Linked DNA regions of Homo sapiens: region 2 is linked to region 1. The links are chromatin loops, found by intact Hi-C in ENCODE. Cell type or tissue: GM12878. All regions are shown on one strand. Each heading gives the region's core, and the rest is flanking DNA. Links, peaks and the distances in the headings are about the cores only. Region 1 has its middle 10 kb from the start of SLC2A5. Region 2 overlaps SLC2A7 (solute carrier family 2 member 7).

The links. A loop is a pair of places that touch in the nucleus more often than their neighbours do. Peaks named below come from ENCODE experiments on the same cell type or tissue, not always from the same donor. Only the 100,000 strongest peaks of a DNase experiment are listed, where the experiment ranks them.
Region 2: it touches region 1 in a loop (5-fold over the local background); 3 of 110 quality-filtered maps call a loop at or near these places.

Annotation. Positions count from the first base shown.
Region 1 is chr1:9,072,186-9,088,055 of GRCh38, forward strand. It overlaps a transcript of SLC2A5 not described here and LOC124900441. Among named protein-coding and RNA genes, the nearest start is that of SLC2A5, 10 kb to the left of the region's middle. RefSeq lists an enhancer at 4,107-4,196. In GM12878, for the core only: no CTCF peak of the experiment used is centred there; DNase peaks (open chromatin) are centred at 4,256, 6,086 and 7,921; H3K4me3 peaks cover 576 bases; H3K27ac peaks cover 4,396 bases.
Region 2 is chr1:9,000,952-9,016,821 of GRCh38, forward strand. It overlaps SLC2A7 (solute carrier family 2 member 7), which reads right to left. Exons shown (of 12, transcript NM_207420.3): 6 at 14,166-14,291; 7 at 13,730-13,917; 8 at 12,574-12,684; 9 at 9,192-9,293; 10 at 6,359-6,434; 11 at 3,801-3,928; 12 at 2,022-2,567. The coding sequence ends at 2,349. Among named protein-coding and RNA genes, the nearest start is that of SLC2A7, 18 kb to the right of the region's middle. RefSeq lists enhancers at 3,330-3,858, 3,859-4,385, 6,806-7,306, 7,307-7,807 and silencers at 4,098-4,377, 10,064-10,123. In GM12878, for the core only: CTCF peaks have their summits at 7,546 (motif pointing right) and 9,252 (motif pointing right); a DNase peak (open chromatin) is centred at 9,880; H3K27ac peaks cover 525 bases.

The sequences.
Region 1 (15,870 bases), core at 3,337-8,336:
GCAGGCTCCGCGAGCAGGGCGGGGTGGGAGACTGTGAGAAGCCTAGTGGCTCAAAGATGGAGGAGGGGGATGGCAGCGGTGAGGTGGGACTGGGGGGAGGGGAGTGGTCCTGGCAAACCTGAGGCAAGAGGATCGCTTGAGCCCAGGAATTCGATCATGCCACTGCACTCCAGCCTAGGTGACAGAGCAAGACCCTGTCCCTAGAAATAAAAAAAATTAAAAATTAAAGTTCCATCTGGATGTCCAGAGGTGAACTGATGAGGGGACAAGAGACCGCTGGATTTGGAAGTGGGGAGAAGGAGCAGTGGAAGGTCTTTGCCGTAGCCCAGGTGAAAGAACAATGTGACTTGGACCAGCATGGGGATGGAGAAGACAGAAGTAGATACACTTGAGGGATATTTAGGATGGAAAATTGACAATCACTTGGTGATAGGATGGGGGAGAGGAAATAGGAGCGTTTCTGTTACTGTTATAATAAAACACAACTAGGCCAGGCGTGGTAGCCTGTAAACCCAGCACTTTGGGAGGCTGGGGCAAGTGGATCACTTGAGGTCAGAAGTTCGAGACCAGCCTGGCCAACATGGTGAAACCCCGTTTCTACTAAAAATGCCAAAAAAAAAAAAAAAATTAGCCGGTCGTGGTGGTGTGCGCCTGTAATTCCAACTACTTGGGAGGCTGAAGTAGGAGAATCGCTTGAACCCAAGAGGCGGAAGTTGCAGTGAGCTGAGATCGCACTACTACACTTCAGCCTGGGTGACAGAGCGAGACTCTTGTCTCCAAAAAAAAAAAGTAAAACAGAAATAAAAGTTACTTTTCTGAATCAGAATGAAAAGCAAATGTTTTATATAAGAAAAATTTAACCAGGGCAAAATATTGGGTTAACACCATACCACAAAGCAAGCTGGCACATCTCCGGGCTGTTCTGTGACCAGACAATGATACCAGGACTTCAGTCACTACTGGCCTCACCTCTGCTAGGAATGTTCTAGAATTTTAAAGTTTTGCCACGGGCCTCTTTTGTACAGGCTGCTAATGGCTTCTCCTCCCCATCCATAAATCCATTTGGTCAGTGCCTCTTCTGTAGTAATAGAATTGGGAACAAGACCTGCGGCTGCCCAAAATAAAGACATTTCCCCATTGCTCTTGCAGTCAGTACAGACATAAAGTTCCGCTTAATGCAGTGTATGCAAGATGCCATATGGCAGGCAGCTTCCAGAAACTTTGCTCTCTTAGCTTTGCCTATTTCTCCATCCTGCTTCCTGGAATGTAGATGCCACCAGCTTGGGCCTTGAGATTGAAGCCCCACAGGACAGAGCACCAAGCTAGGAGGAGCTGGGGCCCCTTACCCTGTGGAGCACCATCCCAGCTCCCCACCACCAACTTGACTTAGTAGGGAAGAAAAATACTTCATTTTGTTTTCTGTCACTTGCAGCTGAAACCGTTTCTCACTGGTAGAACTATTAAATGGATGCCTGAAAATCTGTTAGGACAGAAAACAGGAAGATATTCTACCAAAGCCCCTGGTGGTGCAAATGGTGGAGTCTCTTCTGCCTCACTCAGTACATGCTTCTGTACTGTGAGTTAGTTAGTTCATTTGCAGATGGTAAACAAGAGAATGCTGGCCGGGCGCGGTGGCTCACGCCTGTAATCCCAGCACTTTGGGAGGCCAAGGCAGGCGGATTACAGGAATTCAAGACCAGACTGGCCAACATGGTGAAACCCGGTCTCTATTAAAAATACAAGAATTAGCCAGGCTTGGTGGCGGGAGCCCGTAACCCCACCTACTCAGGAGGCTAAGGCGGGAGAATCGCTTGAACCCAGGTAGTGGAGGTTGCAGTGGGCTGAGATCAAACCACTGCACTTCAGCCTGGGTGACAGCGCAAAACTCCATCTCCAAAAATTAAAAAAAAAAAAATACGTCAGTAGAATGCAGAAATTGTGTTTGTGTTCTTAGCAGCATGTTCATATAATAGTTTGAGGTGGTGGTGGAGCGGAGGGGGGCAAGCATTCTCTCAATGAAAGAGCAAGGCTTAGCAACTGTAAACCAAAAAGTATCTGAGACAGGTCTCAATCAATTTAGAAGTCTATTTTGCCAAGGTTAAGGACATGCCCAGAAGAAAAAAGCAGAATCTCAGAAATAGTCTGTGGTCTGTGCCTTTCTCCAAAGATGATTTTGAGGGCGTCGATATTTAAAGAAAAGCTGGCTGGAGGGGAAAGAGGGAGAGTATGGTAACCTACATGTTACAAGAGAAAAGGTACAAGTAGAGGAATCAGCAATTACATGTCTGTCTCTTGCTCAGTAAATCAGCACTTTACATAAAGTGAGGTGAACACAGAGTAGCTACTTGTGGGGATACTTAACCTTTTATCTGTCGCTGTCTGCTTAGGAACATAAGGAAAGACAGCTCCTTGCATGACTCAGCTTTCAGCTTAATTTTGTTTTTCCTTTTTGGCAGAGTGAATTGGGGTCCTGAGTTTTTTATTTTCCTTTACACAACATATGAAGACCTTAAAGAGAAAACGCTGAAAATTCTGCAGGGCTCTGGGCTGGTTTTGTGATTTCAAGAAGCGCTTTCTCCTGTAATCCCAGCATTTTGGGAGGCTGAGGCAGGAGGATCGCTTGAGCCCAGGAGTTCGAGACCAGCCTGGGCAACACAGTGAGACCTTATCTCTACAAATAATCAAAAATTATCTGGGTGTGGTGGTGTGCACCTATAGTCCCAGCTACTTGAGAGGCTGAGGCAGAAGAATTGCTTGAGCCAGGAACTTCAGGCTGCAGTGAGATGTGACTGAGCCACAGAACTCGGCTTGAGCAACAGAGTGAGATCCCATCTCAAAAAACAAAACAAAAAAAAAAAGAAGTGCTTTCCAAGCTTTCTGTGGAGTCCTAATTAGGGAAAAGGAGTCAGGTTGGCAGCACCAGGGGAAAGCAAAAGAGAAAGCAAATAAGCTATAAATCTGCCTCTCTTCATGGTCCACAACAGATAAACAAAGAGGAAGCAGATGAGTTATAGGTCTGTCTGTGTTTATGTCCCAGGAAGTGTAGCCCTCCTGAGCAAATAACACACATAACTCACAGACTTCCCGTTTCACATCAAACACCTCAATTTATCAAACATCCCGGTTGACAGAAGAAGGCAGGTTAGCTCCTGCAGCCGTGGCGTAATCCAACATCCCAAGAGCCATCCTATAAAATCTCCAGCAAGCCTGTTTCCTTGCAGTCCGCTCCTCTTCTGCTGATACCGCCCGTTGCCTCCTTGCAACATATTTTCCTACTTTCTCTAATAAATCTATCTTTCTCTACCTACAACTGTCTTGGTAAATTCTTTTACTCCCGTGCCACTGGCCCAGACAGTTGTCACTCCCCTGTGACCCTTTCAATAATCTTAAACTAAATGGTGGAGTTAGCAGGACAGTTGAAGATATTTTCATATGTAATTTGTTTGTTTTAATTGATTATAGCCTGCATTGGATTTTCAATTTTTTTTTTTTGAGACGAAGTCTCACTCTTGTCCCCCAGGCTGGAGTGCAATGGCATGATCTCAACTCACTGTAACCTCGGCCTCCCAAGTTCAAGTGATTCTCCTGCCTCAACCTCCCAAGTAGTTGGGATTACAGGCACCTGCCACCATGCCCAGCTAATTTTTGTATTTTTAGTAGAAACGGGGTTTCACCATGTTGGTCAAGCTGGTCTCGAACTCCTGACCTGAGGTGATCCACCCACCTCGGCCTCCCAAAGTGCTGGGATTACAGGCGTGAGCCACCGCGCCCGGCATTTTTTTTTTTTTGAGACGGAGTCTCACAGTGTTGCCCAGGCTGGGGTGCAGTGGCACAATCTCAGCTCACTGCAACCTCCACCTCCCAGATTCAAGCGATTCTCTTGCCTCAGCCTCCCGAGTAACTGGAATTACAGACGCACGCCACTACGCCTGGCTAATTTTTGTATTTTTAGTAGAGGCGGGGTTTCGCCATGTTGGCCAGGCTGTTCTAGAACTCCTGACCTCAAATGATCTGACCGCCTCGGCCTCCCAAAGTGCTGGGATTACAGGCGTGAGCCACTGCACCTGGCCGGATTTTCAATTTTGATGAAACAGCTCTACTAGGAGTGAAAGGCCCAAAGACCCTAATCTGAGAAGAGAAAGCAGAAGTTCCCCCAGGCGATGGAGATCTGCCCTAGCTGCTGTGCTTATCAAGACTGCATTTATACTTGTTTGTGTTCAGATTGTAAAACCGCATAGGATTCAAGTGGTCCTTGCCAGTCATTTCTCCCCTTAAGCCCTGTTATTTTGATGTGCCACTTGGCAGAATGTCATGTTCTTTAGGAACAGGTATATCACATGATAGCAGAAATGCCTATATGTGCCTTTGATGCACAAAACGGGGTTGCTATCAAGGTGGTGTCTATATTTGGCTTGCTTGATTGATGGGGAGAGGAAATGGCTCTTGGCCACACCCATTTATTAATCTAAAGGAAAAAACTGAGGTGAAATCCATACAAGTAGAGAGTTTATTTGGGCCAAGTTTGAGGACTGCAACCCAGGAGCATAGATTCAAGTTGCCCTGAATTTATGTTCCTATCAGCAATAGTTACAAGTGTGGTGTTTTTTTTGTTTTTTTTTTTGAGATGCAGTCTCACTCTTGTTGCCCAGACTGGAATGCAGTGGCGTGATCTCGGCTCACTGCAACCTCCGTCTCCCGGGTTCAAGCGATTCTTCTGCCTCAGCCTCCCTAGTAGCTGGGATTACAGGCGCCTGCCACCACGCATGGCTAATTTTGTATTTTTAGTAGAGATAGGGTTTCACCATGTTGGCCAGGCTGGTCTCGAACTCCTGACCTCGTGATCCGCTCGCCTCAGCCTCCCAAAGTGCTGGGATTATAGGCATGAGCCACCATGCCAAGCCTTACAAGTGGGTTTTTAAAAGAAAAAAGGAAGGCTGGACATGGTGGCCCATGCCTATAATCCCAGCACTTTGGGAGGCTGAGGCAGGCAGATCGCTTGAGCTCAGGAGTTCAAGACTAGTCTGGCCAAAATGGTAAGATACCGTCTCTACAAAAATACAAAAATTAGCCAGGCATGGTGCTGCATGCCTGTAGTCCCAGCCACTTGGGAGGCTAGAGTGGAAGGATTGCTTGAGCCTGGGAGGTGGAGGTTGCAGTGAACTGAGATAGCGCCACTGCACTCCTGCCTGGGCAACAGAGTCAAAACCTGTCTCAAAAAAAAAAAAAGCAAAAAAAAAAGAACACAAAAAAACAAAAAAAAAACCCCCAGAAAAGTCTGGACGCAGTGGCTCACGCCTGTAATCCCAGCACTTTGGGAGGCTGAGGCAGGTGGATCGCCTGAGGTCAGGAGTTCAAGACCAGCCTGGCCAACATAGTGAAACCCCATCTCCACTAAAAATACAAAAAAAAAAAGAAAAAAATTAGCTGGGCTTGGTGGCAGGCACCTGTAATTCCAGCTACTCGGGAGGCTGAGGCGGGAGAATCATTTGAACCTGGTTGCAGTGAGCCGAGATCATTCCATTGCACTCCAGCCTGGGCAACAAGGGTGAAACAGGGAGAGAGGGAGGGAGGGAGAGAGGGAGGGAGGGAGGGAAAGAAGGGGAAGAAGGAAGGAAGGAAGGAAGGACAGGAGGGAGGGAGGGGCAATGGGAGTGTTGGTCCTGATCCAGACCCCAAGAGAAGGTTCTTGGACTTTGTGTGAGAAAGAATTCAGGGTGAGTCCATAGAGTAAGGTGAAAGCAAGTTTATTAAGAAAGTAAAGAAATAAAAAAAAGGCTACTCCACAGGCAGAGCAGTGGCCTGGGCTGCTCAACTGATTATATTTATAATTAGTTCTTGTTCTTTGCTAAACAAGGGGAGGATTATCCACTAGTTTTCTGGGAAAGGGGTGGACAGTTCCCCGGAGCTGAGGGCTCCTCCCGCTTTTAGGCCATATAGGGTAACTTCCTGAGGTTGCCATGGCATTTGTAAATTGTCATGGCACTGGTGGGAATGTCTCTTAGCATGCTAATGTATTATAATTAGCATATAATGACAGTGAGGACAACCAGAGGTCACTTCCATCACCATCTTGGTTTCGGTGGGTTTTTGTGGCTTCTTTACCACATCCTTTCATCAGCAAGGTTTTTGTGACCTTGTGCTGACTTCTTATTTCATCCTGTGACTAAGAATGCCTAAACCTCCTGGGAATGCAGCCCAGTAGGTCTCAGCCTCACTTTACTCGGTCCCTATTCAAGATGGAGTCGCTCTGGTTCCAATGCCTCTGACAGGAGGCGGGAAAGGGAGAGAAGACTTTGTATTGGGTACAGTGTACAGCGCTTGGGTGATGGGTGCACCCAAATCCCAGAAATTACCACTAACGAATTTATCCATGTAACCAAGAACCACTTGTATCCCCAAAAACTATTGAAAAACATTTCATTTAAAGAAGAGACAGTTCTTTACCAAGAATTTACATCAAAACCATGTAAACTGTAGATCCACACTACATTGTTCTTTGTACCATGAATTCCAAAACCCTGAAGAAAATGGGTGAGGCAGCTATCAGGAACAAAGTGTCGTCAAATAGCTGCCCTGGACATGGGTGGGGAAGTGACTCAAGTTCCCACTCACGTCTCTCTGGGCCTAATAAATTTTGCGAACCTCACAGGGCTCACACTGCTCAGCTGTTTTTCTTTTCCCACATTCCAGATTTAGATAAGGAAGGAATCATTAACAGATTCAGAGTGGACCTGACCACCCCACAGTGCCCTTGCTTTGCTTTTGGCACAGGCAGTGTATCTCGTCTGGGGAAGGGAGAGGAGTGCATCCAGTCGGTTGACACAGGACCTCCCAACCCCAGTGCCCACGCGCGGTGTCTCCCTCTTCCTCTTCTGTGAAAAGCCACACCCCACCTTGGGCATGCCACCTGGCCGCCGGAACCCAAGTCTGCAGGGAGGGTCCAGAAAACGTGCGCCTTCCAAGTTTATCTTCCTTCAGGAGCCAGTTCTGTATTCTGTCCTCACTTGAGCTCCCTTCCAAGCTCCTACTAGATGTCCCCGAGGCAGAGAGATTGTTGATCACGCTCTGATATGCCTGGGGTGTAAACTTCAGAGACATGACAAGGTGCCTATGTGTTTTCTCACCAAGAACAGAATTTGACCTCGCCTATCAGAGAGTGCACGTGCACAGGAAGGGCGTGCTCCTGGAGAAGCACAGGCAGAAGACGTGAAAGCCGGAGCAGCAGAGGCTCTTCAGGACCCAAGGGGCTTCTGTCGGTTACACATTACCCTGGATAGACACTCCTCTTTTTATTTTTGATTTATTTCTTTATTTTGTTGAGACAGAGTCTCATTCTGTCACCCAGGCTGGAGTACAGTGGCGTGATCTTGGCTCCCTGCAACATTTGCCTCCTAGGCTCAAGTGATTCTCCTGCCTCAGCCTCCCAAATAGCTGGGATTACAGACGTGAGCCACCATGCTTAGCTAATTTTTTGAATTTTTAGTAGAGACGGGGTTTCACCATGTTGGCCAGGCTGATCTCAAACTCCCGACCTCAGGTGATCTGCCCACCTTGGCCTCCCAAAGTGCTGGGATTACAGGCGTGAGCCACCACGCCCAGCCGATATCCCTCTTTTTAAAAACATCATAACATAAAACTTATCATTTTAACTGTACATTTTTAAATAAATGTACCAGTTGAGTTGTGGTAAGTATATTCACATTGTTATGAAACAGATCTCCAGAACCTTTTCATCTTGCAAAACTGAAACTCCGTCCCCATTAAACAACTACTCCCCATTTTCCCTCCCCAAAGTCCCTGGCAACCACCATTCTACTTTTCTGCTTCTACGAATTTGGGCACTCACAATACCTCATGTAAGTAGGATCATGCAGTATTTGCTTTTTTGTAACTGATTTCCGAAGACTTAGAGCATGTCTTCATGAGTCCTTCATGCTGTAACATGGAACAAGATTGCCTTGCTCTCTGAGGCTGGATCATACTCCACTGTGCACACACCACATCTGGTTTACCCATTTATCTGTCAGGTTACTTGGGTTGCTTCTATTAATACCTTTGGCAATTGTGAGAAATGCAGCTATGCGCATGGGTGTACAAGTATCTCGCTGAGCCCCCGTTTTCAATTATTTTGGATATATACCCAGAAGTGGGATCACTGGATCACATGATAATTCTATTTTTAATTTTTTTTAGGAATTACCGTTCTGTTTTCCACAGTAGCTACGCCATTTTACGTTCTCACCAACAGTATATAAGAGTTTCAATTTCTCCACATCCTCACCAGCACTTGTTATTTTCTGGGCTGTGGTTGCTGTTATCGTTGTTTTTGGTAGTAGCCATCCTAACAGGTGTGAGGTGAGCTCTCATTGTGGTTTTGATTTGCATTTCCCTAATGATGAGTGACGTTGAGCATCTTTTCACATTCGTGTTGGCCGTCTGTACATCTTTGGAGAAATGTCTATTCAAGTTCTTTCCTAATGAGACCACTCTCTTTGACCACAGAAAATGAGACCAGGCAGGCCATAAATAATATCCAGTGATGTGCAGGAGCCAGCTTATATATAATGTGAAAACAAATAATTCAAAATCAAAGCTGTTGGAAACTGGAATTATTTTGAGTCTTAAAGGAATGTGCTTATGGGACCTTTAATCCCTCTCGCCTGGGGCGATAGGTGTGAGTCACTCCGCCTGGCCTTGAATAAACTCCTTTAAACTGGATTCTGATCCTTTCAATTATTTCAGGTTGCCAATAACCTCATCAAAATGAAAAAGTGGTGGGTGAGGTTGCTCACGCCTGCAAACTCAGCACCTCAGAGGCTGAGGTAGGCAAATCACTCGAGCTCAGGAGTTAAGACTGGCCTGGACAATGTGGTGAAACATCATCTCTACAAAAAATACTAAAAACAAATAAACAAACAAAAAAAATTAGCTGAGGGTGGTGGCACATGCCCTTGTTCCCAGCTACTCAAGAGGCTGAGGTGGGAGGATCACTTGAGCCTGACTGGTCAGGGCTGGAGTGAGCTGTGATCATACCACTGCACTCCAGGCCGGGAAACAGCATGAGACCTTGTTTCAGAAAAAAAAAAAAAAAAAACCCCAAAAAAAAAAAACACGACCAAAACAAAACCCACACTTTTGTGCCTCAAAAGACATTATCAAGAAAGTAAAAAGATGAGCTGGGTACAGTGGCATGTGCCTATATTCCCAGCGACTTGGGAAGCTGAGGCAGGAGAGATCAGGAGTTCAAGTCCAGCCTGGGCAATGGAGGTAGACTCCTTCTCTTAAAAAAAAAAAAAAAAAAAAAGTAAAAAGACAAGAGACTAGAAGAAAAATTTTTGCAAATCGTATATCTTATAAGGGTCTGGTATCCAGAATATATAAAGAACTCTTACAACTCAACAACAAAAGACAAACAACCAAATTCAAAATGCGCAAAACACTTGAATAGATTATTTTCTCCAAAGAAGATATGCAAATGACCAAGAAGCACATGAAAAGATACTTGGCATCATTACTCACTAGAGAAATGCAAATCAAAAACAAAATGAGGTATCACTTCACACATTAGGATGGCTATCATACTTAAAAAAAAAGGGAAATTAACTAGTGTTGGTGGTCAGGTGAGGTGGCTCACATCTATAATTCCAGCACTTTGGGGAGCTGAGGTGGGTGGATCGTTTTAGCCCAGGAGTTCAAGACCAGCCTGAACAACATGGCAAAACCCCACCTCTACTAAAAATACAAAAATTAGTCAGGTGTGTTGGTGCACACCTGTAATCCCAGCTACTTGGGAGGCCAAGGCACGAGAATTGCTTGAACCCAGGAGGTGGAGGTTGCAGTGAGCTGAGATTGCACCACTGCACCCCAGCCTGGGAGACAGAGCAAGACTCTGTCTCAAAAAAAATAAAATAAAACGAATGTTGTTTAGAATGTGGAGAAATTAGAACACTTGTACCTTGCCGATGGGAATGTAAAATGGTTCAGCTACTGAGGAAAAAACAGTTTGGTGGTTCCTCAAAAAGTTAAACATAGAATTACCATATGACCTAGCAATTCTACTCCTGGATATATACCCAAAAAGAATGAAAAACATGTACTCAAGCGAATACATGTACACATATGTTCGTAGCAGCAGTATTTACATAGCCAAAAGGGGGAAACAGCCAAAATGTCCATCAGTGGATGAACAGATAGGCAAATTGTGGCACATACACAATGGAATACTATACAGCTATAAGAAGAAATGAGCCAGGCACAGGGGTGCATGCCTGTAGTCCCAGCTCCCCAGGAGGCTGAGGTCGGAGGATTGCTTGAGTCCCAGAGTTCAAGTCTAGCCTTGGCAACATAGGGAGACCCTGTCTCTAAAAAAAAAACAGAAGTACTCATACGTGCTACATGAGCTTCAAAAACATGCTGAGTGAAAGAAGCCAGACAGAAAAAGGTTGCATATTGTACAATTCCATTTATGTGAAAGATACAGAATAGATAAATCCATAGAGAATGCAGATTGATGGTCTGGGGAAAGGCTCCTATGTTTTTGAACCTGCCCAGTTGTGGGTGCAATCTTGCACCAGGCAGCCCAACCCTGACCTAAAGTAAATTCCCAGAAGTCTTTCCTGGGTTTTGAATTTGCAGTAACAGCTGTGGGCATTCTAGCAGCAGTTCGATGATCATGTATGGTACTGCAAACAGGACAAAAAAAAAAAAAAATGCAGATTGGTGGCTGCCAGGGGCTGGGGGCAGGGGGAATGAGCAGTGACAGCTAATAGGCACCTTTTCCTTTTGGGGTGAAGAAATAGATGAAGTTATTCATTAATTGTGCAACCCTGTGAATGCTGCCAAATTGTTCACTTTCAAATTGTTGATTTCATGTTATGTAAATTTCACCCCAATAAAAAAAAGAAATCAATACTAGCCTGGGTAACACCGCAAGACTCTGTCTCAAAAAAATTGTTTTAAAGACAACTACTTTGCTGGGACATCATTTATCTACAACTTACAGAACTGTAAGCTCAAAGGCAACGCAAGGGCAGGGCCCTGCTGATTCGGGAAGAGTATGCTTGAAGCAATGCAATTTTCCACGAAAGTGCACATTTTTCTCCACAGTGGTTTGAAATCAGCCATGGTGAAAATGAGACAGGAATAATACAGGGTGGTCGCAGGAGAATAGAAAATTCCAGGCAGCAGTTTTGCATGACTAGCAAAAGGAAACTGTTGAAATAGCTGCAGAAGTAGGGGCCCTGAAAAACAGGATGTGGGCCAAGCTGGCTAAGGCCGACTGGAATCAACATAGCGCTGGATTTGACCTAGGTTTCACGTAGGACCTCATTATGTGCTCATTAACATACTAAACCCTGCGGGGTTCGGTGGCTCATGCCTGTAATCCCAGCACTTTGGGAGGTTGAGGTGGGCAGATCACCCGAGGTCAGGAGTTCAAGACCGGCCTGGCCAAAATGGTGAAACCCCATCTCTGCTAATAATACAAAAAAATTAGCAGGGCATGGTGGCACATGCCTGTAATCCCAGCTACTCGGGAGGCTGAGGCAGAAGAATCACTTGAACCCAGGAGGTGGAGGTTGCAGTGAGCCGAGATTGCACCATTGCACTCCAGCCTGGGCAACAAGAGTGAAACTCCATATCAAAACAAAGAAACAAACAAACAACACATACTAAACCCGGCCAGGCACGGTGGCTCACGCCTGTAATCCCAGCACTTTGGGAGGCCGAGGCGGGCGGATCACGAGGTCAGGAGATCGAGACCATCCTGGCTAACACGGTGAAACCCCGTCTCTACTAAAAATACAAAAAATTAGCCGGGCAAGGTGGCGGGCGCCTGTAGTCCCAGCTACGCGGGAGGCTGAGGCAGGAGCATGGCGTGAACCTGGGAGGCGGAGATTGCAGTGAGCCGAGATAGCGCCACTGCACTCCAGCCTGGGCGACAGCGAGACTCCGTCTCAAAAAAAAAAAAATAATAATAATACTAAACCCACATCCACCAGTGCCATGACAGTTCCTGGGACATCCATATTTGGCATAAAAACAGGTAACACCACAATTTTGAGAAACCCTCACCTTTTTCCAGGAATCTTCATAAATATCCCACCCCTTGGTTAAAGAAACCCATAAAGGTGGAAGCTCCCAACCCTGCTGGGTGCAACTCTCTCTTGAGTAGGCCCGAACTCTCCTTTCTTGAGTGTGTACCTTTTGCTTTGCAATAAATCTCTGTACTTTCACTATTTTCTGACTTGTCCTTGAATTCCTTCTGGCAAAGGTGTCAAAAGCCTGGACACTGCCTGCGGTTAAGGTCCCACTGGCGTTTGGGGACCTCCTCTAGCCCACTGGCATCAGAAACATTACACAAATCAGCTCACACTATAAATCAGCCCCGGGCCCACCATCCCAGCCTGTTGAACATGTTCCAGCACATCACGGACTCTGGTACTACATCAGGCACCAGATCCAGATAACATATCTTGCATCTCACCCAGGATCTTGAGAAACACGCTTTGGAAGCCAGCAGCCCTATGGGGGCAGCCACACCATGTGAGCATCGGCCACACCCTTGGGTGGCCCTGGAACCAGACCATCCTCCAGCCCCCGTTGGTCTGGAAACCAGCAACAGCCCCATCACCTGGGAGCTGGTTAGAAAAATGCAAAATCCACTTCACTCCAGACCTGCTGAATCAGAACCTGCATTTTGGCCACATCCCTGGTGGTTCAAGCTCACATTTAAGTTCGAGAAGCTCTGCTCTAGGCTTTTCCTGAATGTGGCGCATCAGTGATTCCTCCCGGCCCCAAGGCCTCTGTGCCCAACCAGGACTGACTTACCCCGGCCTTGCACAGCACCCGCAGGACTCTCCTTGGTGTTGATGTGGGCACTGGCTGACTGCCACAGCACTCTATGCCTGCTCTCTGACTCTGTCACGCGTCTGCTTTTCCTCCTGGGATAATGTGGTGCTGGTGTTGATGAAAAGAGTCAAACTGTAAAATATTTTTAGAGATTTATTCTGAGCCAAGTATGAGTGACTACGGCCTATGACACAGCCCTCAGGGGGTTCTGAGAACATGTGCCCAAGGGTACAGCTTGCTTTTCTACATTTTAAGGAGGCATGAGACATCAATCAAACACATTTAAGAAATACATTGTTTTGGTCTAGAAAGGCGGGACGATTCAAAGGTGGGGGAGGGTTCTTCCAGGCTATAGGTAAATTTAGACACTTTCTGGTTGATAATTGTTTGAATTTGTCTAAAGACCTGGGATTAAACAGAAAGGAATGTCTGTAAGATAAGAGGTTGTGGAGACCAAAGTTTTACCATGCAGATGAAGCTTTTAGCTAGCAGGCTTCAGAGAGAATAAGTTGCAAAATGTTTTTTATCAGCCTTAAAGTCTGTGTCACTGTTGGTGCTGGAGAGGTTTGATGAGGCATGTTCGAACCCCACTTCCATTATGGCCTGAAACAGTCTCTCAGGTTAAGTTTTAAGAGCCCTGACTGAGGAGGAAGTTCATTCAGATGGTTGTGTCGGGAGGGCGGCTTAGAATTTTACCTTTGGTTACACTGGGGTGGCAGTGGTGCAGGACGGGGCAGGTTTGCTCCCCTCCAGGCCAAGACAAGTGCTGGCTGCAGAAAGGTTTTATCTGCTGGTATTTGAAAAGCTTTCCCTGATGCAACGGGCCCAGGCAAATCCTGGGAGTTCTGCTGTCTGCCAGGGAGAAAAGCTGAAGGGAGGAAGGGTCTGATCCCATCTCTGGTATCATGGTCCTAAGAAATTGCTGGAAATGCTTTCCTCATTAACAGGTACTGCCCAACAAGAATAAGTCTTCCCTCCCAGGTCCTCTGTTGACTGCTGAGGATGGGCCTGGGGCCCTGAGAACAAAGGAAGGGAACTAGTTAATATGAAGTGGGACAGGGAGTTCAATCTTCATGATCACTTGGATAATGAAGAAAGGCTAACTAGCAGGGATAATGACAGCTGGACTTTCTCAAGGGCTCTTTCTCCAGCTTAGTCATTGCCTGAAGTGTAACTGCCCGATGGGTTCTTTCTGCCCGCTACACAGACAAAGTCAATTGACTGAAACCATGGCATTGCAGTAAAGGAAGAGTTTAATTGCTGCGAGGCCAGCCACGCCCTAAGGGAGAGGGAGTTACCACTCAAATTAATCTCCCGGAAAGCTCAGAGGCTGGGATTTTCTTTTTCTCTCTCTTTTTTTTTTTTTTTTATTGAGATGAAGTCTCACTTTGTTGCCCAGGCTGGAGTGTAGTGGCACAATCTCAGCTCACTACAACCTCTGCCTCCCAGGTTCAAGTGATTCTCCTACCTCAGCCTCCTGAGCAGCTAGGATTACAGGCATGCACCACCACGCCTGGCTAAGTTTTGTATTTTTTTAGTACAGATAGTGTTTCACCAAGTTGGTCAGGTTGGTCTTGAACTCCTGATCTCAAGCAAGCCACCCACCTTGGCCTCCCAAAGTGCTGGGATTACAGGCGTCAGCCACTGCACCTGGCTGAGGTTAGGGATTTTCAAAGATAGTTTGGTGGGCAGTGGACTAGGGAATGGGTGCTATTGATTGGTTCTGGAATGCCATCATAAGGGTATGGAAAACGGTACTGGTGCTTGACAGAGCAGGAGCATCACCATCTTGAGCAAACACCACCATCCTAAGTTCCACTTGATTAAAAAACCCCTAAATCCAGCCCCAAAACATCAGCCTAATGGCTAATGTCAGCATAACCAGAAACATTCCAACCCTAAGATAAATCCCTCTCTGACCAGAAACATGCCAACCCCAAGACAGCCTCCCCTGTGACCAGAGACATTCCAACCCCACAATAAACTTTCCTTCACATAGAAACATTCCGAATCTATGATAAGTCCCCTCTTTCAAAACCCTTAAATATCCTTAGGTCTGTAAGAGAGAAGAGCTGTCTCACCTAACTCGGCCAGAAGCCACTTTCAGGTTTGTTTTCTCTAAAATAAACCTGTCCTTAACTGTCAAGCCACATTTTGTGTTTCTTACTTCTTTCTTTTTTTTTTTTTTGAGACAGAGCCTTGCTCTGTCGCCCAGGCTGGAGTGCAGTGGTGCAATCTTGGCTCACTGCAAGCTCCGCCTCCCGGGTTCTCGCCATTCTCCTGCCTCAGCCTCCCAAGTAGCTGGGACTACAGGCACCCACCACCATGCCTGGCTAATTTTTTGTATTTTTAGTAGAGATGGGGTTTCACCGTGTTAGCCAGGATGGTCTCAATCTCCTGACCTTGTGATCTTCCCGCCTCAGCCTCCCAAAGTGCTGGAATTACAGGCGTGAGCCACCACACCTGGCCTCTTTCTTCTTTCTTTAAGTCTTACATTTGGTGCCAAAACCCGGGATGGGTGTTGGCGGCAGAGGCTCTCTTGCAACCCAAGAGGCAGTGGGCAGCAGCGGCCCTCATCCTGAATTAACTCCTGGATCCTGAGAGCCTCTGGACAGCCGCCCTGTCTTTTCTCTTGTTTCACTTTTCAAGCGATTTATGTGAGGAGGACAATTAATCTGAAGGGGACTGTGAGACTCGGGCCAGGGCTACTCTCCGGTGGGCTCTCAAAACCCTCAGGTCTCAGGAATCCACCTCCAACTGCCCGCAACAGGTATTTCGCTCTCTAGCACTTGCTCCCTCTTCCTTCCTCTTCTCTCTCTCTCTCTTCCTCGTGTGCCTCCAGTCCAGGAGGCCCTTTGCCAATTCCAACTGGAACATCCAACATTTGGCTTATGGGGGAACCTAAAGCCAAAGCATTTAGTTTTTTATTACAACACAGCCTGGCCCCAGTGCAAATGAGATAATGACAGTTGATGGCCTGAAAATGGCACCTTTGACTTTCAAATTCTCAGGGACCTTAAC
Region 2 (15,870 bases), core at 6,951-11,950, 68 kb before region 1:
ATGTCAAAGGGCAGAGAGAAGCCATTCCCACCGAGTCCTATCTGAATTCCTGACCCACAGGAACCAGGAGTCACAATAGCTGTCATTGTTTTAAGCCACTAAGTTTGGACACTACAGGGCAACAGGTAAACCTATAATTAATATGCAAAGTGACAAGCATGCCAATGGAAAAAGATGCACGGTGATTCCAGGGCCCAGAGGTGAGAGGACCTCCCGCTGGACAGGACAGGAGAGGTTCTTCAGGCTCATTCGAGCTGGGTTTTGAAGGCTGGGTAGGGCTGTGATCGTTTGGAGGGAAGGCACATGAAAGCACGCCAGGGAGAAAGGCACAGAGGATTGGAAGTACTTGGGGTGGTGGCAGGAAACCCACGTTATGACAATACGGTTCCAGCCTTATCATCTCGAGTGATAGAATCAGCCTAGGATTCCAGCAGGGAGTGACATGGTCAGGCCTGAATGCAGGTGCTATTTTTTTTTTTTTTTTTTTTTAGACAGGGTCTCACTCTGTCACCCAGGCTGGAATGCAGTGGCATTATGGCTCATTGCAACCTCTGCCTCTCGGGCTCAAGCAATTCTCCTGCCTCAGCCTCCCAAGCAGCTGGGACTATAGGCGCACATGACCGCACTGGCCAATTTTTGTATTTTCAGTAGAGACGGGGTTTCATTGTGTTGCCCAGGCTGGTCTCGAACTCCTGAGCTCAGGTGATCTACTCGCTTCAGCCTCCCAAAGTGCTGGGTTTACAGGTGTGAGTCACCACGCCCGGCACTGCACCTTGTTTTCAAGGAAGATATCAACTTCCCCATTGGAGGGAGAGGAGGAGAGAGAGTGGACTGGGAATGGTCTTACTCCCTTGCCTGTGGCCCCTGTTGTGGGGGGAAGAATGAGAGATCAGACTGCTACTGTGTCTATGTAGAAAGAAGTAGACAGAAGAAACTCCATTTTGTTCTGTACTAAGAAAAATTCTTCTGCCTTGAGATGCTGTTAATCTGTAACCCTAGCCCCAACCCTGTGCTCGCAGAAACATGTGCTGTGTTGACTCAAGGTTTAATGGCTTAGGGCTGTGCAGGATGCGCCTTGTTAAAAATGTGTTTGCAGGCAGTGTGCTTGGTAAAAGTCATCGCCATTCTCCATTGTCGAGTACCCAGGGACACAATGCACTGCGGAAGGCCACAGGGACCTCTGCCCAAGAAAGCCTGGGTATTGTCTAAGGCTTCCCCCCATGGAGATGGCCTGAGATATGGCCTCGTGGGAGGGGAAAGACCTGACCGTCCCCCAGCCCGACACCCGTAAAGGGTCTGTGCCGAGGAGGATTAGTGAAAGAGGAAGGCCTCTTTGCAATTGAGGTAAGAGGAAGGCATCTGTCTCCTGCTCGTCCCTGGGAACGGAATGTCTCGGTATAAAACCCGAGCGTACGTTCTGTTTACTGAGATAGGAGAAAACTGCCTTATGACTGGAGGTGAGACATGCTGGCGGCAATACTGCTCTTTACTACACTGAGATGTTTGTGTAAAGTCAAACATAACTCTGGCCTATGTGCACATCAAGGCACAGCACCTTTCCTTAAACTTATTTATGACACAGAGCCTTTGCTCACATGTTTTCCTGCTGACCCTCTCCCCACCATTACTCTATAGTCCTGCCACATCCCCCTCACCAAGACAGTAGAGATAGTGATCAATAAATACTGAGGGAACTCAGAGACCAGTACTGGTGAGGGTCCTCCGTATGCTGAGCGCCGGTCCCCTGGGCCCACTGTTCTTTCTCTATACTTTGTCTCTGTGTCTTATTTCTTTTTTCAGTCTCTCATCCCACCTGACGAGAAATACCCACAGGTGTCGAGGGGCTGGCCCCCTTCACCCTGTGATCGACAGGACAGAGCTGGGCACGCAGGCTGGGATTCACGGTGCAACCTGCAGCCACGGGGTGGAGAAAGGAAGCCACGTCGCCAGGAAGGCAATGGCATTCAGAGCCTTGGACTCCTTAATTGATGCAATGACGGCAGCTCGGGTATCCATAGCAATTGTGGAACTTGAAAAGTTTTACTTTAAAAAAGTGCATCTATACATCATTTAAATTTTGGTGCCAATGTAGAATCGGAAAATCGAGTCTTAACCAATCAAAATTCACGTGCCGGCCCCTTCCTCCAGGTCATTCCTCAATGGCTAGCCTTGGAACTTCTCAGCTAAATATGCATTGTTGTGGGTATTTAATAATATCCATAATTAAGTTAAATGGGGGCAACGACAAAAGCCTCCGTGCTATTATCCTCCCCAGAGCCTGGGGCCGGGAGGCCCATTGTCATAGAAGGAAGCCTTGAATATGGGCTCCCGTCCTTCATGCAGGGCCACTAAAAGGAAGTTTCCTTGGCAGGAGAGGCTGTGGGAGGCCCAGCATCAATGGTTTCTTCTTTCTCCTCTGGAAGCTTCACCCTGTTTCTCTTGGCAAAAATGCGGTTTATCTCCACAAATGTTTTGCCCTTGGTCTCCGGAATAACCACGTAGATGTAAATCGCAGTGAGGAGGCAGATTCCGGCAAAGATGATGAAACTGTAGGCACCGATGGCCTCCTAGACCAGGAGACGAGAAAGACAGGAGGGGGCAGAGAAAGGCAACAGTGCTGATTCAGCTGAGCACGTTGGCTCATGCCTGTAATCCCAGCACTTTGGGAGGCCAAGACAGGTGGATCACCTGAGGTCAGGAGTTTGAGACCAACCTGGCCAACATGATGAAACCCTGTCTCTATTAAAAATACAAAAATTAGCTGAGCATGGTGGTGTACACCTGTAATCCCAGCTACTTGGGAGTCTGAGGCAGGAGAATCGCTTGAACCCAGGAGGTAGAGGTTGCAGTGAGCCAAGATCGCGCTACTGCACTCCAGCCTGGGCAACAGAGCGTGACTGTCTCAAAAAAACAAAAACAAAAACAAAAACCCCAAAACAAACAACAAATAACCAATGCTGGTCGAGGCCTTTGTGAGTCCATAAAGGAGTTGCTTGGCAGCCAGTTTTGTTTCACTCCTGGAGGAATGATATAGCTAGAAAACTGTGATCACTAAAGATTGTTTGCAGGAAAAAAAAAAAAAAAGCTAGAAATTGGATTCCCCCTCACCCTATTATCAAAAAGAATCTGGTTGGGTGCTGTGGCTCACACCTATAATCCCAGCACTTTCGAAGTTTGAGACCAGCCTGGGCAATATAGCAAGACCCCATCCCTAAAATACATAAATAAATAAATAGCCATGTGTGGTGGCCCATGCCTGTGGTCCCAGCGACTTGGGAGGCTGAGGTAGGAGGATCACTTAAGCCTGGGAGGTCAAGGCTGCTATGAGCTGTGGTTGCACCACTGCATTCCAGCCTGGGTGACAGAGCAAGGCCCTGTCTAAAAAAAAAAAAAAAAGACTGCTTAACCTTTTGACAGTAGGGGTTTATGGCCTCTGTGCCCTGAAGGTGCTGAGAGCGCAGAGTTTGTGGCCCATCTTGTCTTCGGAACAGAGGAAGGAAGCGGTGGGGGATCTGCACCCTGGCTCTGGCTTTGTTTGCTGGCGCCTTTGAGCTCCGCGGACCAGAGCCCCTAAGCAATAGCCCTTTACAATGTCAGCAGGGGATCACCCTTCAGTAACTGAGAAACCGGTGTCTTCAAGGGTTTGCAGGCAGTGGGGCCACGTGTGTCTGTGGACCCTTGGATGTGTCTGAGAGCCTGTCCCCACCTTGCTGGATTCACAGATGTGCTTAGCGGAAGGGGAATACATCTTACTCCCTGGAGGCCCGGTGGAGCGGGTTGGGGAAGGGGCCCTCACTCACCTGGATGGATGGGAACAGGAAGCCTATGATGAAGTTGGTGAGCCAGTGCACTGCCCCGTCCACCATGAAAGCTGCCCGCCGGGAGGACTGCAGGAAGATCTCGGTCCTCACCACCGAGGGGACAGGACCTGGAGGGCAGAGCAGGATGGGTGGGGCGGAGAAGGACCCAGGTGTCCCCCAGGGCTGGCGGGACGCGGCCCACTCTAGCCTCTGACCTAGGACCCTCAAGAGTACCAGCTGGGATTGGGGACTGGAAAGGAACCCTGCCTTTACCCACAAAACCAGGGCGTGATCAGAGCAGGAGCTGCAAAGATCCACTTTGCAAAGTCTGGTTGGAGAGCCTGGAATTGAATTTCCATTGCTGCTTCTTCAAGGCCAATGACGCTCCATGAAGGTTTGCAGAAAGTAAATGGATGGGAAGCTTCGTGGGAGCAGCAGGAGTGAGTGGGCTCCAGCTCACAGGCAGCAGAGCTTTCTGAAAGAGCTTCCTTTGCGCTGGCGTCACTCTGACTTGAGACCGCCCGCGCTTGGGAAGTGCCGCCCTCCTATGGCGGATCTGGGTATGGCAGGGCCTGAGGGCTACACCTTCTTGGACAACTGTTTTTCATTATCGCTTCCTTAAGAAGCCTTGTCTAAAATGTCTAAAGCCATTTTTGTTCCCTAATCGCCACTCCCATGAAATTTTAATACTGTGCGTCTGTTTAGGTCCTGCATATATAGATATCTGTAGCTTTACACAAAGAAAGAGGAAGATTCTGTCCCTCCTCCTCCAAGCTTCCCACCCCCGCTTAGGTGGTGAAATGGCCTCATTGAAAAGGTCCGGTCTCACAGATCACTGGAGGTCAGGAGTTCGAGACCGGCCTGGCCAACATGATGAAACCCCATCTCTACTAAAAATATAAAAATTAGTCCGGCATGGTGGCGTGTGCCTGTAGTCCCAGCTACTCAGGAGGCTGAAGCAGGATAATCTGTTGAACTCGGGAGATGGAGGTTGCGCTCCAGCCTGGGCAACAGAGTGAGACTCCAACTCAAAAAAAAAAAAAAAAAAAGAAGGAAAAAAAGAAAAGGACCGATCTCCCTCTCTGGATGGACATGGAGAAGAATTCAAAGCCCCTGAATGAAGCTGGGATGTCAAGTGCAAACTCCTGCAGCCCAGTGACTTGGGGCCCGGGCCCCTTCTCCAGGGCCCTGACCCCAAAGTGGACGCCGGCAGGGATGTCATCTGTCCTGCCTTCCTCCTGTCCACCACAACAACAGCAGCCAATAGTCCTTAGGTCTAAGTTGAATGTCAGATCAGCCCATGCTCTGACCTCGCGTCTGCCGGCACACCTGATCACCCCGTTCTTGGAGAAGCACCATGGCTTGCTCCAGGTGACACACAGGCAGTGGGGGCAGAACGGCTTGGAACCCGGCCAGGTCTACACACACTGGCACTTTTCCTTTGAGGTTCTGCTGCCTCCACGTTTGAGGTACACTGGGAAGGCGTCCTGCTCTAAATCCCCACCCGCTCCCCTTTATTTTTTAGACAGAGTCTTGCTCTCTTGCCCAGCCTGGAGTGCAGTGGTGGATCTTGGCTTACTGCAACCTCTGGGTTCAAGTGATTATCCTGCCTCAGCCTCCCGAGTAGCTGGGACTACAGGCGCCCGCCAACACACCTGGCTAATTTTTGCATTTTTAGTAGAAACGGAGTTTCACCTTGTTGGCTAGGCTGGTCTCGAACTTCTGACCTTAAGTGAACAGCCTGCCTCCCTCCACCTCTCAAAATGTTGGGATTACAGGCATGAGCCACCATGCCAGGCCTAAATCCCACTTCTTAAATACCCTTAAATACAAGTATGTGGTCTCATTCATGTGCCTGACACAGCACAGTGTAAACAGGTATTCCGCCAATGGATGTTGAATGAATTAAATACCTTCATTTTGGTTTATGGACAGTGCTTTCAAAATGAACATTCTTCAGGGAATGTTATTAGAGTCTTCACAGTCAGGGGTGTCTTTTCCCAGGCAGGGAGAAGGAGGTTCAATTCTCAGGACACACTAGGGAAGGAGTCTGGAGTCTCAGAGGCTGCCCAACAGGTGGGCCCAGGTGGAGGCCCGAAGCCACTGGCAACAGGACATTGGGGACAGTGTAATAAGGGACTGTAGCTGGCAGTCAGCGGGGATAGAAGGCAGTTGAGCCTTGGGTGTGCTGTGGGCTTGGAGGCTCAAGTGAGTGTCTGGAGGGTGTGGATGTAAACCAAGGTGCCCCAGGGGTGTCTGACTGGCATAAGCTCCCTCTCTGCAAAAGCTCATGTCCTTGTTGGGTGCCAGACCTGAGTCTGGGCCCCCCTGGGAGCCACAGATGATCAGTGGGGCGCTGGCCTGGCTGGCGCTGGTTGAATGAATGCACATGGCCTGGAGTGCCATCAAGGCTGAGAACTAAGAACGTGTGGGATCTGCGTGAGCACGGGGACCAAGGACGTCCATTCACTCAGCAAATATGTGTCGAGCACTGACTGTGTGTCAGGCCCAGGAATGGACCAGGATGGCCGGGGCGAGGGAGGCGTGCAGGTACTCACTGGGCCCAATGGAATGTCCCGCGATGTAGGCAAAGACACAGATGATGCCGAGGTAGGACAGCTCGGGGACCCTGTTCTGTGGGGAGAGGCAGGGCTGTCTGGGCTGAGGCCAGGAGCCCCACGTGCGGGGGGGTCCACCTGCGGGTCCCACCTTCCTGCCCCAGGGAGGAGCTGCACCTAGATGTCTGGGCACCTCCATGGACCTTGAGGGCTCTGTGGGCAAGAGAGGAAGGCCAGTGAGAACCAGGCCTTGTAGCCTCCCACAGGGCTCCCTCCAGCCTCACCTGATGAGCGTCATGGAGAACGAGGGGCATCTACCTTTGAGTTATTTTCCTGCCAGGTGCCATTCTCTGCACTTTACAAATCACAAATATTAACTCATCTGATCTTTGTGATACTCCTCTGCCCTCTGAGTGACTCTACGATTCTTTCTTTTTTTTTTTTTTTGAGACAGAGTCTCGCTCTGTCGCCCAGGCTGAAGTGCAGTGGCACAGTCTTGGCTCACTGCAGCCTCCGCCTCCCGGGTTCAAGATTCCCCTGCCTCCGCCTCCTGTAGCTGGGACTAGAGGCGTGCGCCACCACGCCCGGCTTATATGATTGTTTCAGTTCCACAATTGTGGAAGCAGAGCACAGAGGGCCCTGAATACAGACCATGAGGAACCTTAGTCCCTCAGGGATCAAGCAGTGGCTGAAGTCACCCAGTCAACATGAGTGAGCTGAGGTCCGGACTTTCTCTACCATTCTCTGGAGACTCCTAGGACCCCCGGACCCGTGGAGCTGGCAGACCACCATCTCTGCTCCCAACTGCCGAGAGAACAGCCAATGCAAAACCGGGTCAACGGACTTCAGCCAAACTAACCGGGTGCCCCCAGATGAACTTCCCAGGGAACCCTGTAGTCACAGTTATGAGACGGCCTCAAGGGACAAGTTGGCAGCAGAGCTGGATGGCGAGGTGGGAGGGGAGGCACTGGGAGCTTCCAAGCAGAGAAGCAACAAGATCTGATTCATTTTCAACAAGAAGAGAAGGCAGGAGGATTGGGGCCATTCAACACTTCAAGCAAAAGCGAGGCTGGCTGGGTTGGTGGGGCCGCCCTGGACCCGGTGTGAAGCGAGCAGCTGCTGCTGCATTTTCAGGCAGAGCCCCTGGTTGGACAGAAGGAGTGAAAGAGCCACCGGGGATGCCCCTAGGTTTCAGAAGTGTCACTGGCGGTGGTCTCTGCAGGTGGCGCTCAGTCGTGCTCACCTCTTTTCACTTCCTAGAATCCCTAAAGGTTCTGCTAAGAACTTATATTGGTTTTTTTTTTTTTTAGACAGAATCTCGCTCTGTCACCCAGGCTGGAGCAGTGCTGTGATCTTGGCTCACTGCAACCTCTGCCTCCTGAGTTCAAGTGATTCTCCTGCCTCAGCCTCCCGAGTAACTGGGATTACAGGCACACGCCACCACACCCGACTAAATTTTGTATTTTTAATAGAGACGGGGTTTCACCACGTGGTCAGGCTGCTCTAGAACTCCTGACCTCAGGTGATCCACCCGCTTTGGCTTCCCAAAGTGCTGGGATTACAGGTGTGAGCCACTGCGTCTGGCTGAGAACTTATACTGGTTTTAAAATTAAAGAAGAAAGTTCTTTCCGAGGGAAACTTTAATTGATTTATGAGCATCACTAACACTGTTCGTCGCCAGGCCTTGCTTTCCCCGCAGGCCCTGGCCTCCTGGTCATTCCCTGAATCCCCCAGCTCTTTCCCACATGGAGCTCTCTGCACTCTCTGGTGGTTAAGGACAAGTCATTGCAGAGAGGGCAGCTTGGAAAAGAAGGAAAAGAGCAAAGATCTTGGCTCTACATGACAGAATGAGCTCCTCACACATTCTTGTACTCATGTGCAATTGCGTTGCTGATATATTTTCCATTTGAAAGGGCTCAGGACAGTGCTGCCGTTCCTGCACAAGCAACAGCAAAGAGGCTGCCTCGGAGACACAGAATGCTGGTTGCTTTTTAGAGATTTTATATCATGACACACCACGTATTTTCATCACTTCCGTAGAACGTGGATAATACATACAGGCTGAGAACACTGCAAATTAAAATGATGTACTTCTTGTTTGGGTGGTCTGCTGTGTTTTAGTCTTACTGAAAAATGATTCGTAGTTTTGTTTTGTTTTTTCTTTTTTGAGACAGGGTCTCACTGTCCCCCAGGCTGGAGTACAATGGTGCGATCATGGCTCACTGCAGCCTTGACCTCCCAGGCTCAGGTGATCCTCCCACCTCAGCTTCCTGAGTAGCTGGGACTACAGGTGCACACCACCACACCCAGAAAACGTTTTGTATTTTTTGTAGAGATGGGGTCTCACCATGTTGTTCAGACTGGTCTTGAGCTCCTGGGCTCAATGGGTCCTCCTGCCTTGGCCTCCCAAAGTGCTAGGATTGCAGGAGTGAGCCACTGTGCTCAGCCTCCTTCTACCTCTCGAATGGGGTGACTTCTGGTCTTTCCTTAACCCACACCTGTTCACCGCCCATAGATGTTTTCTAATGCGGTGGCATCCTTGCATTTACGCATTGAAGCACATATTTTATTGCAAACTGTCCTCCTTGTTTCTCTTTCCCATGACAGCTGGACCATCTATCCGGTTACTTATTTGCATGTGCAGGTGTAGGTAAATGAAGCCATCTGTGACATTCACTTCAGGATGGGGCATTGCAAAGTACTTTTCCAGGCAGGATGCATGCCATCAGTGGGACTCAGAACCAACCACTTGGTGCAGCGGGCCCGGTTCAGTCAGGGGACCTCCCACCCTCCCCATGACTCCCCACCCAGGGGGCAGGAAATGAGGTCAGACCTGGAATAGGAGCACCACCGTCAGCACCAGGCAGGCAGAGCCGCAGATGCCGTAGCCGGCCAGCAGGAGGTGCCGCCGTCCCAGCCGCTCCACAAGGACAGCCTGGAGGGGAAGGGGGACAGTGAGAAGCCGCCTTGGCCTGGCGCCCACGGTTCTTGGGCCGAGCCTCCACTTCCTTTTGTGGGCCCCTCTTAGGTGCCCCTTTCTTTCTTTTGTCTTTCTTTCTTTTTTTTTAAACGGAGTTTTGCTCTTGCTGCCCAGGCTGGAGTGCAGTGGTGCGATCTCAGCTCACTGCAACCTCTGCCTCCCAGGTTCAAGTGATTCTCCTACCTCAGCTCCCAAGTAGCTGGGATTACAGGCACCTGCCACCATGCCCGGCTAAGTTTTGTATTTCTCGTAGAGACGAGGTTTCACCATGTTGGCCAGGCTGGTCTCGAACTCCTGGCCTCAAGTGATCCTCCTGCCTCGGCCTCCCAAAGTGCTGGGATTACAGGCGTGAGCCACCGTGCGTCACCTTTTAGGTGCCCCTTTCTTACCCCTGCTGCCTGCATGTGGGATGCAGGCCGCTGATTTGACATGGGTCAGACATTCATGCTCTTCACCACCACCCTTCCTTGTTCTGGTCATTCATTTCCAGACCTCCTGGATCTTGGCTCCCTGCACCCCTTGCTACCCACTAGAATAACCACATTTTCTAGTTTCTGTGTTTGATGCTTTGACATCTTGGGACCTTTATGGCCCTGGAGGGACTGCCCTTCCCACCCCACTGATAGCAAACAAACCGCTGTCTGGGAGTGAGTGCCTCTTTCATCTGCAAACCAACAATGCAGGCCCACACCCCAGGTCTTCCTTTGCTGAGCTTTCACACGCAAGGCCAGCATCACCTGCCCTAACACCCTGGGGGCCAGGGGCCAGACAGCTGGCACAGCCCCTGTGGTCCCCGACCCTGAGGAAATTATTCACACCAGCTACTCCTAAACCTGCTCGCTCTGCCTCACCCATTCCTTTCTGTGGGAACCACAGTAAAGGTTCATCCTCACACTTCCCCTTCATGCCTCTGCTTCCTGACCAACCCTGGGGCTTCCCCGCAGGCCCGGAATGGCGTGGACCGCACCCTCCTCATGGGATCTGTGAGGAACAAACTGTCTTTCCAGCAGTAGCCACCTCCTGATCTGTTGGCCTCACCATACCTGAATAAGAATAAAACCTACATTTAAAAATAGCCCCTGGGCTGGGCACAGTGGCTCACACCTGTAATCTCAGCGCTTTGGGAGGCCGAGACAGGAGGATTGATTGAGCTCAGGAGTTCGAAACCAGCCGGGTCAACATAGTAAGACCCTGTCTCTATGTTTAAAAAATAAATAAATAAAAAGAATAAGAATAAAAATAGCCCCCTCCTATTCTCTGGGGCTCCACTCGACATTGAGGCCATCTGGAATCTGGGCTCACATCATGCGGGGCCCCTCATCTCTCCACTTTTCCACCTGATGGACTGACCCCTCCACTCAGCCAGCTCCTTCTCCAACAACCAAGCCCAGGCCACACTCCCTGTGATCAGCATTCTTTCGACTTCTTCCTTCCTTTTCTACTTCTTCTTCTTCTTCTTTTTTTTTTTTTTTTTTTTTTTGGTGGAGTCTCACTCTGTCACCCAGGCTGGAGTGCTGTGGTGCAACCGTGGCTCACTGCAACCTCCGCCTCCCGGGTACAAGCAATTCTCCTGCCTCAGTCTCCCGAGTAGCTGGGATTACAGGCATGTGCTATCACGCCCGGCTAATTTTTGTATTTTCAGTACAGATGGGGTTTCACCATGTTGGCCAGGCTGGTCTCGAACTCCTGACGTCAGGTGATCCGCCCGCCTCAACCTCCCAAAGTGCAGGAATTACAGGCATGAGCCACCACACCTGGCTCCTTTTCTACTTCTAATACCATTTCCATTCTACTCCATCCCTAATGGCTGACCAGAGCCGGCCCTGTACAGCCCCTTGACTCATGTTAGCTGACTCATGTCCTCCCAACATCCCAACAGACAGACTATCACTGCCATTCAGGATGGGAGCGAAGTGCACCCCAAAAATCAGGGAAATACTGTCAATTTCCTGCTGTATGCCTGGTTCCCAGATGCTGTTCCTCCAGGGAGAGGGAAAGGGTATTTTTCTGGCTTGGGTTGCTCCAGGTAGGATGATGGTGAAGCAGGTCCTAGTTATGGTCATTTATCCCCAAGGAGGAGGACTCTGAGGATAAAGGATGGATCCTGCCCCAGGGGAAAACTGGGGATGGGGCCACAGAAATCCAGCAGGAGGAAGGGGTTGAGACTTCAGCCTGGGGACCTCTGTCCTCTTCCCTTAATTTTCCTGTCAGCCTCTCCCACTGTTTTCCTTAACTTCTCCCTCCCTGCCCTTCTAAACCTTCTGAGAGTTTACTGGAACTTAAACTAGCTCTGGGGAAAATACAAATAATAGATAACTTTCTTGAAAATGTTTACCATCACTGGCAACTCAAGAAATAGGAATCAAAATAATCAGGAGATAACTTGAAAATGGTCTAGGGAAAGGAATGCCATGATCATCTGACCCTTTTTCATGCAACATATATATCAAAGCGTAAGTAGCTCAGACTTTAAATACTAAACTCTGAAATCATGAAACTGCACCAACAAAAAGGGGTACCTGCATTTGAATACCATGTATTGCAGTCACCATAATGATTTTTACAAAGGAAGAAACTTGGATCTGAAGGTTTTTCTTTGTTGTTGTTGTTGTTTTTGAGACAGAGTCTCACTCTTGTCACCCAGGCTGGAGTGCAGTGGTGCCATCTCCCTGCTCACTGCAATCTCCACCTCCCAAGTTCAAGTGATTCTCCTGACTCGGCCTCCCAAGTAGCTGACATTACAGGTACCCACCACCATGCCCAGCTCATTTTTGTATTTTTTAATAGAGATGGGGTTTCACCATGTTGACCAGGCTGGTCTCAAACTCCTGACCTCAAGTCATCCACCTGCCTCAGTCTCCCAAAGTGCTGGGATTACAAGTGTGTGCCACCACACCTGGCTAATTTTTTTGTATTTTTAGTAGAGACTGGGTTTCATCATGTTGGCCAGGCTGGTCTCAAACTCCCTGACCTCAAGTGATCTGCTCGCCTTGGCCTTCCGAAGTGCTGGGATTACAAGTGTGAGCCGCCGCGCCCGGCCGGCTCTGAAGGAATTTTGAGTTTTCTGGTCAAAGTCATGCAGGTAGTTAGTATGTGTGCATCCTAAAGTCCATGTCCCTTAAATGACCCCAGGACCAGGGCCACCAGCACTCAGTTCACTCTGTGGGGCTCCTGTCTGCCTGGCGGCACCTGGCCAGAGACCCTCCAGCAGGAAGGATGCCTCCTGCTCACTCACCGAGGTGATGGTCATCACTATGTTGACGACGCCAGAGCCCACCGTTACATATTGGGAGTGAGCGGCCTCCACGCCCGCAGATGTGTAGATGGTGTCCGCATAGTAGTTGATCTAAACAAAAACACAGGGCTGTCAGGACAGGCCGGAAGACCCAGGACGCTGGCTTAACTTTCTCAACTCAAGCCACACACAGTTCTGCAAGCCTGGGTTGGGGACCCTGGGACAGGAAGAGGGTAGCAGGTGGTGGGAAAAAGAGGCCTGACCTGGAGTCGGGACACCAGGGTGGAGCCCGGCGCTGCCCTGGAATCCAGGGTCGCAGCTCCTCCCTCTCTGGGCCTCAGGTTTGGCGTCTATAAAATGGAAGTCAGACCATACGACCTCCAAGAGCACTTTTCCCTCCATCATTCAGTTACTCTAAGAGCTCAGATCCCAAAGAATGACTTCTTACCTCTCACTCTGGGCCAAGCCAACCGCAAGTTGAGTCTGTCTTCTGGCCCCATGCCAAGGACATTGGCACAAACAGCCCTTTGAAAGGCCACGTGTGCTATTCCACATCTGGTGGCTCCCACCTGGGCCATCTACCCTCCCACGATCACTGGTTAAACATCCATGAATCCCTGAGGCCAAGGCCACCTCTTCCCGACACGCCACTGGAGCAACTGGGTCACCCACCCAATCTCCAGTGTTTTAGCTTCTGTCAGATCTCCACCCTTCCCTCACACCATGGTTAGATACAGTTACAGCCAAAGAGCCACGGTCGCAGAAAGCGATGCCACAAACATCACAGACAAGTGGGCCCAAGATGGGCTCCTGACACAGGCTGGGCCTACCAACCCAGGCCTGGTGACCTGAGCTTGGACCCAGGAGACCTCAGCTCATCTCAGTCTAGCTGGTCTCTTGTATAGAAGGGAAAGGACTATTGGCAGGAGGCATTCCTTCTGGGGACTGGGAAACAGAGAAAAATGAAGCTGGCATGTGGGGAGAGGCAGAGCACGGAGGCAGAGAGGAGTGAGGTTTCTTCCTGACATCTGGCTCTGCCTGGACTGATCCTGGCCCCACTGCCAGGCCAGGCCTCTGTGGGTGGAACTGTGTGTTGCTATCCATGAAGCCTGGGTCTGCTTCATCTGTCTCCCTGCCTGGCCACCGTCCCACATACCGCATTGATGCCCGACAGCTGCTGGCCGGCCATGAGCACGATGATGGAGAGGAGCTGCCAGCGCAGGGACCGCAGGGCACAGAGGTGCAGCACAGACAGGTGGCCCTCGGCGCGCTCGGCCCGGGCCTCCGCACGCATGTCCTCCAGCTCGGCCTCCATGTCCGTGTGGCCTCTCAGCCTCCTCAGAGCTGCGGAAAGCAGAACCACCCGCTCAGAGGGCCGTCTCCCTGCAGGCTGGGCCCCAAGCCCCCATGCTGGCCCTGAGCTCACCATTCCCTGACCTGACCTTGGTTGTGCCCCAGTTGCCACCCCCCCACCCCGTTCAGCTCCCAGCTCTCACCCCTGACCCATGGCGACCCTGACTGTGGCCCTGACCGTGTCTCTGCCTGGCCCCCGGGGTGGGCAGGGCCTGGGAGAGTAGCCGGCGACTTCATACCTTGTCGCGCTGTGGCTTCATCTCCTTTCTGAATCAGGGAGTAGCGGGGGCTTTCGGGGAAGAAGGGCAGGGTCAGCAGCTGCAGCAGGGCGGGCACCCCTGTGAGCGCCAGAAGCACCGGCCAGCCTGCAAGGAGCCAAGGACTCAGGATCCCGGGGCCTGGGCACCCCCTGGCCCACCTACCACTGTGCTCGGAAGGTCACGCTCCTATGTGTGAACCAAGGACTGTGGGGACTTCATTCTCACCAGGGTACTCCTACAAATGGTTTCCACATTCAAAACGGAGGGAATCATGAGAGTTATACAAATTTACACGTCATTAATTATTTTGCAGGAAGAACACCGTTTCTCTAAAGAATAGGCAATGATTTAAACACTTGAACCCCGGAGAAAATGAGCTCAGTCTTGTTCCTACTTTTATAGCAGGAAAGGGGATAATCTCTGCCTCATTAGGGCCATGGTAGGGCAGGGCCTGGACCCTGCGCTGGGTCTGAGTGAGCTCCTTCTGGATGGCTTGGCCTAAGGAGGGGAACTGAGATTCCACTAAGAGAACAGGGTCTCCGTCTGCCTCCCACCCCTGCTGGTATGGTGGGAAGTGGACAAGTTCTTTTTTTTTTTTTTTTTTGAGACAGAGTCTAGCTCTATCAGCCAAGCCGAAGTGCAATGGTGCGATCATAGCCCACTGCAACCTCAATCTCCCAGGCTCATGTGATCCTCCCACCACAGCTTCCTGAGTGGCTGGAACTACACGCGTGCATTACCGCACCTGGCTCATTTTTTTTTTTTTAATTTTTAGTAGAGACAGAGTCTTGCTATGTTGCCCAGGCTGGTCGTGAACTCTTGGGCTCAAATGATCCTCCTGCCTTGGCCTCCCAAAATGCTGGGCATGAGCCACTGCACCCAGCTGACAAGTTCTTTAATGTCTCTGAGCCTCAGGCAAGAAGTGGCGAGGGCTGAATGAGGCACAGGTGCTAAGCGTCATGCACGGTGGATTCCCCAGCTGATGTCTCTCTAATTGACGATTTAATACTCAGCGGCTCTGGGAGTTTAGGAATCATTACTGTTAACGATCTTTCATGGAGCACCCTCCAGGTTCTGAGTCTCTGAACCTCTTCAGGGTACTGTGGGGACCACAAAGACATAAATCCACCCATTAAGGAATATGTGCAGAATTTGGGTCATTCAGAAATGTCTGTAAAAAACCCCGGCCGGGCATAGTGGCTCATGCCTGTAATCCCTTCACTTTGGGAGGCGGAGGCAGGAGGATTACTTGAGCCCAGGAGTTACAGATCAGCCTGGACAACATAGTGAGACCCTTGTCTCTATAACAAAAATAGAAAAAAAGAGCTGGGCATGGTGGTGTGTGCCTGTAGTCCCAGCAACTTGGGAAGCTGAAGTGGGAGGATCGCTTGAGCCTGGGAAGTCAAGGCTGCAGTGAGCTATGATCGCACCACTGCACTCCAGCCTGGGTGACAGAGTGAGACCAGGAAGGAAGGAAGGAAGGGAAGGAGGGAGGGAGGGAAGAAGAGAGAGAGGAAGGAAGGAAGGAAGGAAGGAAAGGAGAGAGGAAGGAAGGAAGGAAAACAAAAAGGAAAGAAGGGAAAGAGAAAAAGAGAGAAAAAGGAGAAACCCCACTGGGTTCCTGGGCTTTTATTGCTGGCCGCATTCATTCAGGCCCGCCTGGTGGTCCATCCTCTTATCCTCT